Regions from separate parts of the Homo sapiens genome. Here region 2 is linked to region 1. A link is a contact called in ENCODE Hi-C data. All regions are on one chromosome and are shown on one strand. Each heading gives the region's core, a stretch centred on a gene start or an enhancer-like site at or near the end of the contact. The rest is flanking DNA. Distances are from core to core; before and after follow the strand shown.

Evidence for each region. A loop is a pair of places that touch in the nucleus more often than their neighbours do. Pooled maps may share reads with other maps.
Region 2: a pooled map shows a loop between it and region 1 (4-fold over the local background). The contact joins the promoter of ATP1B1 here to the promoter of RCSD1 in region 1. A Hi-C loop is called at or near these places in 2 of 37 single-sample maps with no recorded cell type and 4 of 50 pooled maps.

The regions. Positions count from the first base shown.
Region 1 is chr1:167,627,735-167,633,076 of GRCh38, forward strand. RCSD1 (RCSD domain containing 1) reads left to right here and starts at 2,498. Exons shown (of 7, transcript NM_052862.4): 1 at 2,498-2,695. The coding sequence starts at 2,690. RefSeq lists enhancers at 327-386, 467-636, 647-696, 3,215-3,284 and silencers at 2,355-2,434, 2,455-2,674.
Region 2 is chr1:169,104,274-169,109,338 of GRCh38, forward strand. It overlaps ATP1B1 (ATPase Na+/K+ transporting subunit beta 1), which reads left to right and starts at 2,417. Exons shown (of 6, transcript NM_001677.4): 1 at 2,417-2,653. The coding sequence starts at 2,557. It overlaps LOC101928596 (a long non-coding RNA gene), which reads left to right. Exons shown (of 2, transcript NR_135799.1): 1 at 1-220; 2 at 437-634. RefSeq lists enhancers at 834-1,407, 1,898-2,192, 1,981-2,553, 2,554-3,126 and a silencer at 1,465-2,384.

The DNA.
Region 1 (5,342 bases), core at 1,248-3,747:
AAGGCCCAGGGTAGACTGAAGGAAGTGGTTCCGTGTTAGCCAGCCAGACCTCCAGAGAGAGAGGGGAACCAACTCCTCGGAAAGTCACTTTCCCTTCCCCTTGGGCTGTTGTTTCCTCCCAGCCCCCAGAGCAGCCAGTTACAATCCCAGATAACCCAGCAAACCTGGGTGTTTATCAGCAGAGTTACTGCTATTCTGGCTCCTGGAGATCTTCTGTAGGGACAGAAGAAGAAGATAAGGGGAGTACACACACCACACCTACTCATGGCTGCCTAAACACAGCTCGGGGCTACCTCTTGGTCCCTCCCTCCCCGTTTTCCACCCCCTCCCTCAGGAGAAGTCCCAGTCTGGGGCCCAAATAGCTCTGGAGCAGCATTAAACTCTGCACTGGGGACCCAGGAGCATGGTGGAGGCCAAGCTTGTTTGCTTTGTGGTCATCTGTTCTCAGCCAAGAGAGGCCTAAGCAGGGCGTGGGGAGCAGCTGCAAGTCACCTTGGGTGACTGATGTTATCTAGGCCTAACGGTTTCCTCTGGGTAAGCACTTCCGCCCTCCTGTTTGTGAAGCCAGAAACCTGTGCTGGGGCAGCCCCATTCTGAGCACAAAGGAGGACTAGGTAGAGGGAGAAAGGAAAAGGCCCTGTGGAGCAGAGTTAGAAGACCTGATAGTAGACTATGCAGTCATCACTACGTCCTGCACCTTTAAAAAGAAAGGAAAGAAGCACGAGCAAAAGTGTGCCTTGCAGGTTACCAGTAAATACCCTTCCTTACTGCCGACTCTGCTCTCGAGTCTTCACCTGAGCAGCCATGTGGCTGGACTGGGAGGGGCCTCACTATTAATTCCTGGGAGTGAGGGCTCTTTTCACTGGGTCCCCGAGTGCCTGTCTCTAAATAAAAGAAATATCAGGCTCTTATTCATCTGAAGCTTGTACATGGGGCTAAGCATGATAAAAACAGCCACTTTTTGCAGAGTGCCTACTACATTGTATAGGTGAGGAAAATGAGAATCAGAGCAGTTAAGTGACTTGTCTAAAAAATACAACTAGAAAGTAGCAGAGCTGGAATTCAGCCCTCAATCTGTCTGTTCCTAAAACCAGGCGTCTTCCTCTATGCTTAGCTAAGCTAAAGAACTAGAAGCCACTCTGGCATTAGGGCTGCCAGTGTTTTAGAAAGTTGGGCCTTAGAAAGTTCTAGGACAGGAAGGAGGCCATATTTCTAAGACTGGTACCCAAAGCAGCAATCTAAGTGCCTGAAAGTGCAAAGATGGTGCCGGGATAACCAGAATCAGGGTAGTCTTTGTAGCAGGAGCAGACTCTCAGCCTTTTTTCTCTACTGTTTCTCCACATGTCTCTTCACAGTGCTCACCATCACCTGTCCCATTGCCCACCTCTGATGGGGCTCCCCTCCCCTGGTTGAGCTGGGGTTGGGCGGGTGAGAATGCTGTGGGATAACCCAGAGGCGTCATATACCCAGCCAATACCCTGGCACTCACAGGTCTCTCAAGGCATTTTCCTGTTTCTCTCTGCCGAAGGGTCTGAAGGGGGCCGGGATCCGGGTAGCAGGGAGTGACCCTGGTGCAGATTCCAGTCCCCGAATCCCTCCCATGCGGTCTCTGCTGCCCAGCCGGGATGGCCCTAAAGGAAGGTTGCTATGCTGGGCCCTATGGGAATCAGATGTTGAGCATCTTGCCCTTTGCTATATTTAACAGGAATGGAGACGAGGCCCTTTAGCAAGCAGCTTGTGGGAGCCAAAATTCCCACAAAACCGAATGCATCAGTCAAAGCAAGGTTTGAAGAAAAGATTTACCACTTCAGGGAGCTTGGAAAACTTTGCGTGGATTCCTGATTTTCCTCCTCCTCCTCCTCCTTCTACTCGTATACAGAAGATAGATGGATAGATGGATAGATAGTGGTTTCCTGGAAGGTGGAGAGGAAAAGAGGTGAGAAGGGAAAGGTGGTCCCGTCGGCGCCACGCTGAGCTCTGAAGCCTCGGTCAGAAGGGCTCCTCTTTTGGTAGAACACAAACGCCTTCCACCAGGGAGGGTCCTCGAACTCCACCCAAGAACTGCAGGGAAACCAGGTATGACAGTAATGCAATTTTAAAAAGAGGGAGAGGAAGAAGGAAAGCAGGAAGGATGGACACAAAAGAAGGAAATCGAAAAGAGAGGAAACAAAAAGAATTAAAGGACCACTCTAATTCTTGAAGGGACAGGAAAAAGAAAGAAGGCGCATTAAGGGAGGGAGACGTTGAGAAGGACTGAGACCGTGGCAAAGCCCAGGGTCCTGAGAAACTTCGCGAGACAGAGGGGCCCGGTGGCTGCCCATCCCCATGTTTGGGCACATGGAGTCGTGGCTCCCGCTCTTGAGTCCTGCCCTGGGAGGGACAGTATCTGTTTAGATTTGCGTCTAAATTTAAACCCTGATCGTCGGCCTCCCTCCCCGCTCCCCACCCTCCCCTCCCCTCCCCTTCCTCCCTCCCTCCCTCCTCCTCCTTCCTCGTTCTCTCGCGCAGGGCCCCCGCGGCCGGGGCAGTCCCGCAGCCGAGCGCAGCCGGGCGCGCGCCACCGCCCACTCGCCCTGTGCCCGCCGCAGCCCGAAACTGGCCACGGCCGGGAGCGGAGGGGACAGCGGGGATCGTGAGCTCCGGCCCGGGCGAGCGGGTGCGTCTGCCGCAGAGTCGGCACCTGAAGGACATGGAGGTAAAGGACCCCGGAGGGAGACGCGGGGCTGAGCGGTGAGCGGTGTATCGGGCGCCCCTTCCCCGGGCGGCTGCCCCTGCCCTGAGCATGGAGCACGCGGCTCATCGCTGCTGCCAACTAGAAGGGCAAATGCCTGCTGTTCCGACGCCTCCTTGACCAACTCCGAAGGATCGTCCCTGGTCCCACCTAGGACACCCGGGTTGGGAGGCTGGGGTTGGTAAGGAAAGATCTCAGAGGGAGAGAAAAGGGCTTTCCTAGAGGCCCGGGTATTTTGGCTAGGAACTTAAATGCTAAAAAAAAAAAAAAAAAAAAAAAAAAAAAAAAGTTAGGTGCAGCCAAGGTTTGTAAATGGGTAAACGTGTCAGCAAAAACTGCAAGAAGGCAGAAGCCCTTCAATCTGAAGAGATGGGTATTGAAAGAGAAACAGAACTGGCAACACGAGGCCAGCACGTCTTCGTGGGTCTGTGGGCTTCCCTTTTCGCTTTCGGAGTGGCATTTTAGAGAGTCCAGTTGTCTTCTTGCTTCTGAAGTCCTTCCTGTGTCTGTCGCATCTTCTTCCATAACTTTCTGAAAGCTCCCCTTACTGGTCAGTCGAATGACATTATTTCTGATAAAACTTAAGACTCCCTTGGACACCCTTGCCTCTGAAGCTGTGTGTATGGAGGTATGCTGGCCACATCTGCAGGCTTTGCCAGAGGGAGGCCCCGCACTTCTCTGCCTGCTGAGAGGAGGTCCGGGGACTTTCCTTGTTCTGTTCCAACCTCAGCAGAGGAGTGGTTGGGTGTATTCCCCACATCCCTCTCTTCTGCACATCTTGAGGCTTCCCTGTGTTTCCTCCTTGAAAATGAGACCTGATATGTAGCCCTAAGTCAATCTTAGTAGGACCTGGGGCTTTTGAGAAGATGCAAATGTTATATAGTTTTAAAGGTGATTCCCACTCATATTCAAAAGGAAACATGTGTTGCTCACTAGACTGTGGTCAGTGCAATCAGGATTCACAGTTAACTCCGCTATCTCTTCCCCGCTCCAGGCTCTGTGCCTGGGCCCTGGTGGTCTTTTTATTTTTTTCTTTTGAGACAGGGTCTCATTCTGTTACCCAGGCTGGAGTGCAGTGGCACAATCTCAGCTCACTGCAACCTCTGCCTCCCAGGCTCAAAGGATCCTCCCACCTCAGCCTCCCAAGTGGCTGGGACTACCAGTGTGTACCACCATGCCTGGCTAGTTTTAAAATTTTTTGTAGAGACAAGTTCTCACTATATTACCCATGCTGGTCTTGAACTCCTGGGCTCAAGTGATCCTCTAAGCCTTGGCCTCCCAAAGTGCTGGATTTGCAGGCATGAGCCACACCACTCCTGGCCCTGGTTGTGTTTTCTAAGCTAGACTCTGTGCTTGCCGGCAAAGCTTCATGACTTCTCTAAAGGGGCAATAAGTTTGTCCTTTAGAGAAGTCAGGGAGCTATATTCAGGCATCCAGCCCAGCCAGTTGTCTTCAAGGAACAGGGAATCACCTTCAAGGAGACTTTATAGACTGCAAGAACCACTGGAGTCTAATATGGACCCTCCACAGAAACATTTGCAAGGCCAGGAAGCTCTGGCAGATTAGGGCTGGCGGTGAGGCACGCACACAGCGAAGCTCAGCAGGTGGTGTGCACACATCCACCCAAAGATCACACAAACACAAAACAACAGGGTTCTCTCTGAGCTGGCCACTGCTTCAGGGCAGAGGAGGGAAATGGCCCAGGCAACACCCAGCTTCTTGGGTTGGGTGAAGTCTCCTTAAGAAATTGTTTTAGAAGTGGCTTCCCTCTTCTGGAAGTGTACAAACTGCCTTAGGCCCCAGGCTGCAGATTCACTATGATGTATGGCCTGTCTAACCTCTTGAAGAAAAGGATTGGAGATAAGAGAAAAGCAACTCTTAGACTTCAAGCAGGTTGCTGCTGGAGGGCCAAATGCAAGTGTCAACTTTGTTCTAGGAAAACAAGGAGGGTCTCCTTCCACAGAGGCAGTTTCTCCCCCCTCAGATGAGGAAGGAATAGTGTATGGCAGAGGCCCTGAAACTATCAGCTGAGCAACTTCCTGTGTGGCTTGGGGGGTGGAGGGGATTGCAGTAAAAGAGAAGGCCCTCCCTTATTGAGATGTGTAGTAACTTATGCAGGATTCCACCAAGATACCAAAATCACTCCCGTGCTAGGGTTTGGGAGGGACGCAGGGAGGGAATAGCTCAGCCAGCCAGAAGCCTGACAAATCACCCTGCGTCTCACATCCAGTAGGTCACTAAGCCTAGTCCATCAATTTGCTGGTTGGACAGTGGCTGCTTTTGAAGTTTCTTTGTCCAAATGCCTGGAAAACAAAAAACAACAAAAATGAAACAAACAAACAAAAAAACAACATGCAACTGCTAGTGAAGAAAGTAAAGAGGAAATCTAGGGGCCAGGGAAGTGACCATTCTTAGCCAGGAAGTAAACTTTTCATGGTGAAGCATGATATGCAGGAGTTGGATTTGGGGGTTTCTGAAAATCTCAGAGTAAAACCCTCTTTTGAGAGGTGAAACTCAGTTTTGGGACATGAAAGGGCTACTGTATCTGGAAAGAAATTAAGTTATATTACTTCTCAGTACTAGGAATCCAAACCAGACCAAAGAGGGTTAC
Region 2 (5,065 bases), core at 1,167-3,666, 1.5 Mb after region 1:
AGGCTGGCTTAGGATGAGCTGCTGCATTGGCTGTGCAGACGTGACCCTCAGGACTTCATCTGAACCTGTGAAGAGTTTCCATGCAGGGAAGGGGGGATGAGTAGAGCTAGGGACCTAAAATTTGAGAGGGGAAGATATTCCCCAGTGGAAGACAGTAAATCAAAGACTAGAGACCAAGCATCAGTCTACTGGGTGTTTGCTACACCTCTGAAGAGCTAAGGTAGGACACTTGTTTTAGGAAAAAAGAAAATCTGTCACTGGAGACTCTCTTTATATATTTTGTCTTACCATATGCTTCTTTTGGAAGGGGGGTTGGGAATCAAGGTACAGGAACGGAGTGGGCACAAGTAAGGGCACCACCAACTCCCAGAACCGCCTCATCCCTTCCCATGCTACCCTTTCCCCACTCATCTCTTTTTGCTGATTCTGCCTACAGGTTTTCCCTCCTGTTACAGTAATGGACACTCAACAACACATACCCTTCCCAGCAACCTGTCCTGCTGGAAAACTACTCGATAAGGTAACTTCTGCCTGAAGGGGACCAGGGTCATCATACCCGCAAGTGCAGCATCTTCCTGCAGCTCTCATACTACCAAGCTGGGGTTTTTCCAACATAAACATTACAGGTGCTAAACGAGAGGTGGCTTCCTTTCTCAATAAGCTGTTCTCTCTCTCGGATGCCCTTGACAGAGCCCTGCAGCCTCCCCCACTGGGGCTTGGTGGATAGGTGGTCGCTTCTCCCCCGAATTTCAGGAATGTTTAGGTTTGCACAGGTCCTGCAGGCGAGCTTGGAGAAGGATTAGAAAAATGCTCATTCTTAATCAGTTCGGGCTTGTCTTTATGCCAGCGAGGTTGACCTTGGGGACAGAAGGGTGGCCAGGATAAGGACAAGCATCCTGGTATTGGGGAATTCTCTGATATGGGGCTGGGACGTCAAGATGGGCCATGATGGCCCCTGGGGATAGGGCTTCTCTGCAGTGGAAGCAGAAGCATCCCGGTGTTTTCTGCTGTGTCACTGTCCTCAGAGGGATGTATAAAGCTGCTTGGGGGCTCATAGGAGAGGGATGAAACCAAGAGTTTGGCTTTCCAGCAACAGCGGACAAAGAGTGGGAAGGGGTACTCTATGCCCCAGGTCTGCAACATCTTGCCCTATGCGCTAGGTTTTCCCAAAGGTCCTTTGGCTCCAAGAATTTTACAGCAGAACAAAGGGATCGATACCCCCAAGGGGGCATAAAAGCATGCCAATGAGAATACCCGCCGCCGACCGGGCACCAAGAAAGTCCTCGGTGGCTGGGTCACGTGCAGATATTGTTGCCTGGGGTCTAGACTGGCCTGAGTCTCAATTGGTTTCTACGGGACAACTCACTGCGGGCTACCGCCCTGGGTGGGTTTGGCAATTGTCCTGCTCGAGGTGGTTCAGGCCGCCCACAAGGGGCACAGCCGGGCAGTCAGGAACCGGGGCTGCCGGCTGGGCTGGCCTGCAAAGAAGAGGGAAGGGCCGGAACTGCAACCGCAGTGGCGGGGAGTGCGAGGGGGCGGCAGGTGCAGGAGCGGGAGGCGGGGCGGAGCTGGGCAGAGTCCTCGCCAGTCCGGCGTCCCGGAGTGACCTTCCCCCACCCCGCCAGCGCCCAGGAGGGGTGGACCCACAGCCCAGGGAGGCCGAAAGCGCGGGCGGGCAGGCAGAGGCGTGGAGGCTGGGCCAGGACTGCCGGGCTGGGGTCCTCGAGGCTCCGGGCGACCCAGGTGCGGATCCCCCAGCCACGGAAGGGGCGGTTCACGCCCAGCCGGGAGCTGGGAGGGGGCTGCGCGGCGCTGCCTGCGCGTCCCTCACCGCCGCCCCCGCCTCCTCCTCGCCCCGCGCCCAACGCCCCGCGCCCAGCGATCCAAGCGGCCCCTCTAGCCCCGGCGGCTCCTTTGTGCCGGCCCCGAACCCGCCCTCTCGGGCCGAGTCCCTGCCCCTGGCGCCGGCGATTGGCCACCGGGCCGCTAGAGGGCGGGGCGCACGGCCGCCGGGGCGCGGTATATAGTAAAGGTAGGGCGGGCGCAGCCAATTCCTCGGCTCCTGGCGGGAGTGCCGGTGGCGCCCCGCAGTCCGCTTGTCCGTCCTTCCCTCTCTGACTCTCCTACCCCGGGCCTGTCTCTGCAGAGGTCAGGGGAGGCGGGGGCCCAGCACACGTCCCCAGTGGCAGCGGGAGCGGCAGCTACGGGTTCGCGGAGCCCCCGACCCCCCAAGGGCTAGAGGAGCGCTCGGCGGACCAAAGAAAGCCCGCGAGCGGCTGCGCGCCCACCAATAGGTGCGGGGCTCGGAGCCGCGCAGCCTGCGCCGTCCCTCCCTCCGCCCCCGCCCCGCCGCCGCCGCCGCCGCCGCCTCCCCCTCCTCCTGCTCCTGCCTTGGCTCCTCCGCCGCGCGTCTCGCACTCCGAGAGCCGCAGCGGCAGCGGCGCGTCCTGCCTGCAGAGAGCCAGGCCGGAGAAGCCGAGCGGCGCAGAGGACGCCAGGGCGCGCGCCGCAGCCACCCACCCTCCGGACCGCGGCAGCTGCTGACCCGCCATCGCCATGGCCCGCGGGAAAGCCAAGGAGGAGGGCAGCTGGAAGAAATTCATCTGGAACTCAGAGAAGAAGGAGTTTCTGGGCAGGACCGGTGGCAGTTGGTGTAAGTACGGGGTCCGCAGCTCCCGGCCGCCGCGTCTGATCTTTCCCGGGCGGCGCATCCCCTGCGCAGGGTCCGCGGCCGGTTCCGCACCCACCGCGCTGGCCGGGGTGGCGGGGGCGAGGGTGGTGGACGCTGCTGGGTCGCGCCGGCCTGGGCTTGCAGTCCTGTGCGGAATGCGGTGTCCCCAGAGTGGGGCGCAGGGTCGGGGCTGGAACACGACAGGCGGAAGGTTATGCATATCGTAGCGATCTTGGCTTGGTAATTTGCAGTCTTTCCTACCGTGCATCGGTTGAGCCTTTTACTCCTGGGAATAGTCAGGCTCTGCGAGACTACATTTGTCTCTCCCGTGTCCTGAGTCCTTAAAAAAAAAATGAGATCTGGGGTCTTGAGAGAACCTCGTGAGGTGATGGGATCTAATGCAGACGAGGTTGTGTGTTACAGCATCTTTCTTCTAGTCTAAATACGTATCTCAAAAGAGAGGAAAGAGAAGGGTGGAGAGGAATCCATCCACACTGTAGTATTTCACAGCGATGGCTAAGGATTTCCCTCCATGACCTCCCCTGGAGTCATCACCACCCAGAAATGGTTCAATAAGCTCCATTTCAGGACTCCGATTCTTAGCTTTGGCCCGAAACCTGGCAAAGTCTGGTTGTTTTCAAGGTCTACACAGACAGTTGTGGATCAGTCAGTAGGTTGGGTTGATTATGGTGAAGGGAATATAAACGCAGAGCAGCTGATCTTAAAATATTTTGTGCAGCCTGTTGCTTGGTTGGATAGACTTTTTTCCATCGAAAATTAGATTTCTTGTTTTCAGCCTCTCCGGAAAGGTGACTTTTTTTTTTTTAAAAAAAAGGTCATTTTGAAGGGCAGAGTTGTAGGCGAATCTATGAGTCGTGACTGCGTGAGGGAAGGAGGGAGGGAACTCCCCCTGCTGCATCACTGCCCCCTCCTCCTCCAACATCATCATCATCATCATCATCATCATGACCATCACCACCAACACCACTGGCACCACCACTGCAGTCATTCAGGGAGTCCTGAACAGAGGCCGATTGGTGTTCCTGCTTGGGAGGATCTGTGGGAATCGGCAGGAGAATGAGTCAGGGAAATAGTGCTTAGCTGACATTTTGAAATGGAAGAAGCTGGAATATATGAATTTTTGTAAAGAAAAAAAAATGCAGCCTGTGAGTCTCTCTTGATTGAAAATTAAAGGGTTAATAATGCATCACACTTCAAGGTTAGTCAAGGTGAAGCGTCTTTCCAAGGTGTTACTGGGAAGCATAGGTATCCCTGAGCCATGGAAAATGTAGTTCTTTAATGGCTTTTAGCTTTTGTTTTATATTTTATTTTGGGGAGACTTCTTCATTGAGATTATTGTCATAGTGTCTCAGGCATAAAGGTAGTTTCCTGTGTTTTACTGTGGAAAGGAAAACCTGAAGAACTGTGGGGTGTGTGTAGAATGAACAGCTCCCTGGCAACTCCTTGTAACTTGAGGGAGGCCTGGAAGGTGCACTGCGGTATGGGCACCCTTCTCCCCAGGTTAGCTGGGGCTTCCTTCTCTGGTGGTCTGACCCTGCTGCGTCACAGGGGCAGGGGCTGCATTGACTCTAGGCACATTGTGAAATTTGCCTTCTTGTCTTTTTCCCCTTAGTATAATATGCATCTTTGCTCATTCCAGTTTCATGCTTCTCAGAATAATACTTGCTTTAGAGGGTAAGGCAGTATGGACTGACTCATTTTTAAGCCGACATTTAATGGGCAGCACCTCCATGAGAGAGAGAAAGAGAGACCGTGTGTGTCAATTTTTATGTCTTGATATCCTATCCAGCAAGCTATCAGTATGCTGATTTGTGAATGTAGACCCAGGACTGCTGTACTTGCCTCCTCTTCCCTTCCATGTTCCACGGTACAGGTGCTGGGCTAAAAATCCCCTTTTTGTTTTGTGCTAATATGTCTGCCCCTTTCTGGCAGTGTAAAAACTGTCAGAGCCTCTCTTAGGTAGAAAAGGCGGCAGCAATTACCGTCTCCTACGGAGAAAATGCCCCTTTTCCAGCACTGGGCCCAACATGGATGCCCTTGGGGCGAGGGCAGGATGCCCTTGGCTCGATTTTGCTTATAGGTAGATTTTCACCAAGATGGACGCAGGAGACTCGCCTGTCACCTGCTGGAGAAATCACAGCATGCAAATCACTTTGTGCCTTCTGCCTTTTTATTAGGTTAATACAGACATTGGTAGGTTTTATATTTACAGCTAGGCCTGGATGCCTGCCTGTGACCTTTTGAAGGGTACACACTGTTTGTTTGTTCATTTGTTTGTTTTTCCAAAAAAACCTCTGTATTACTTTTTTTTAAAAGAAGAAAAATTGCGTGAAAGGGAGATGCCTCTGAAGCCTCTCAGCTCCCCTCACAGTG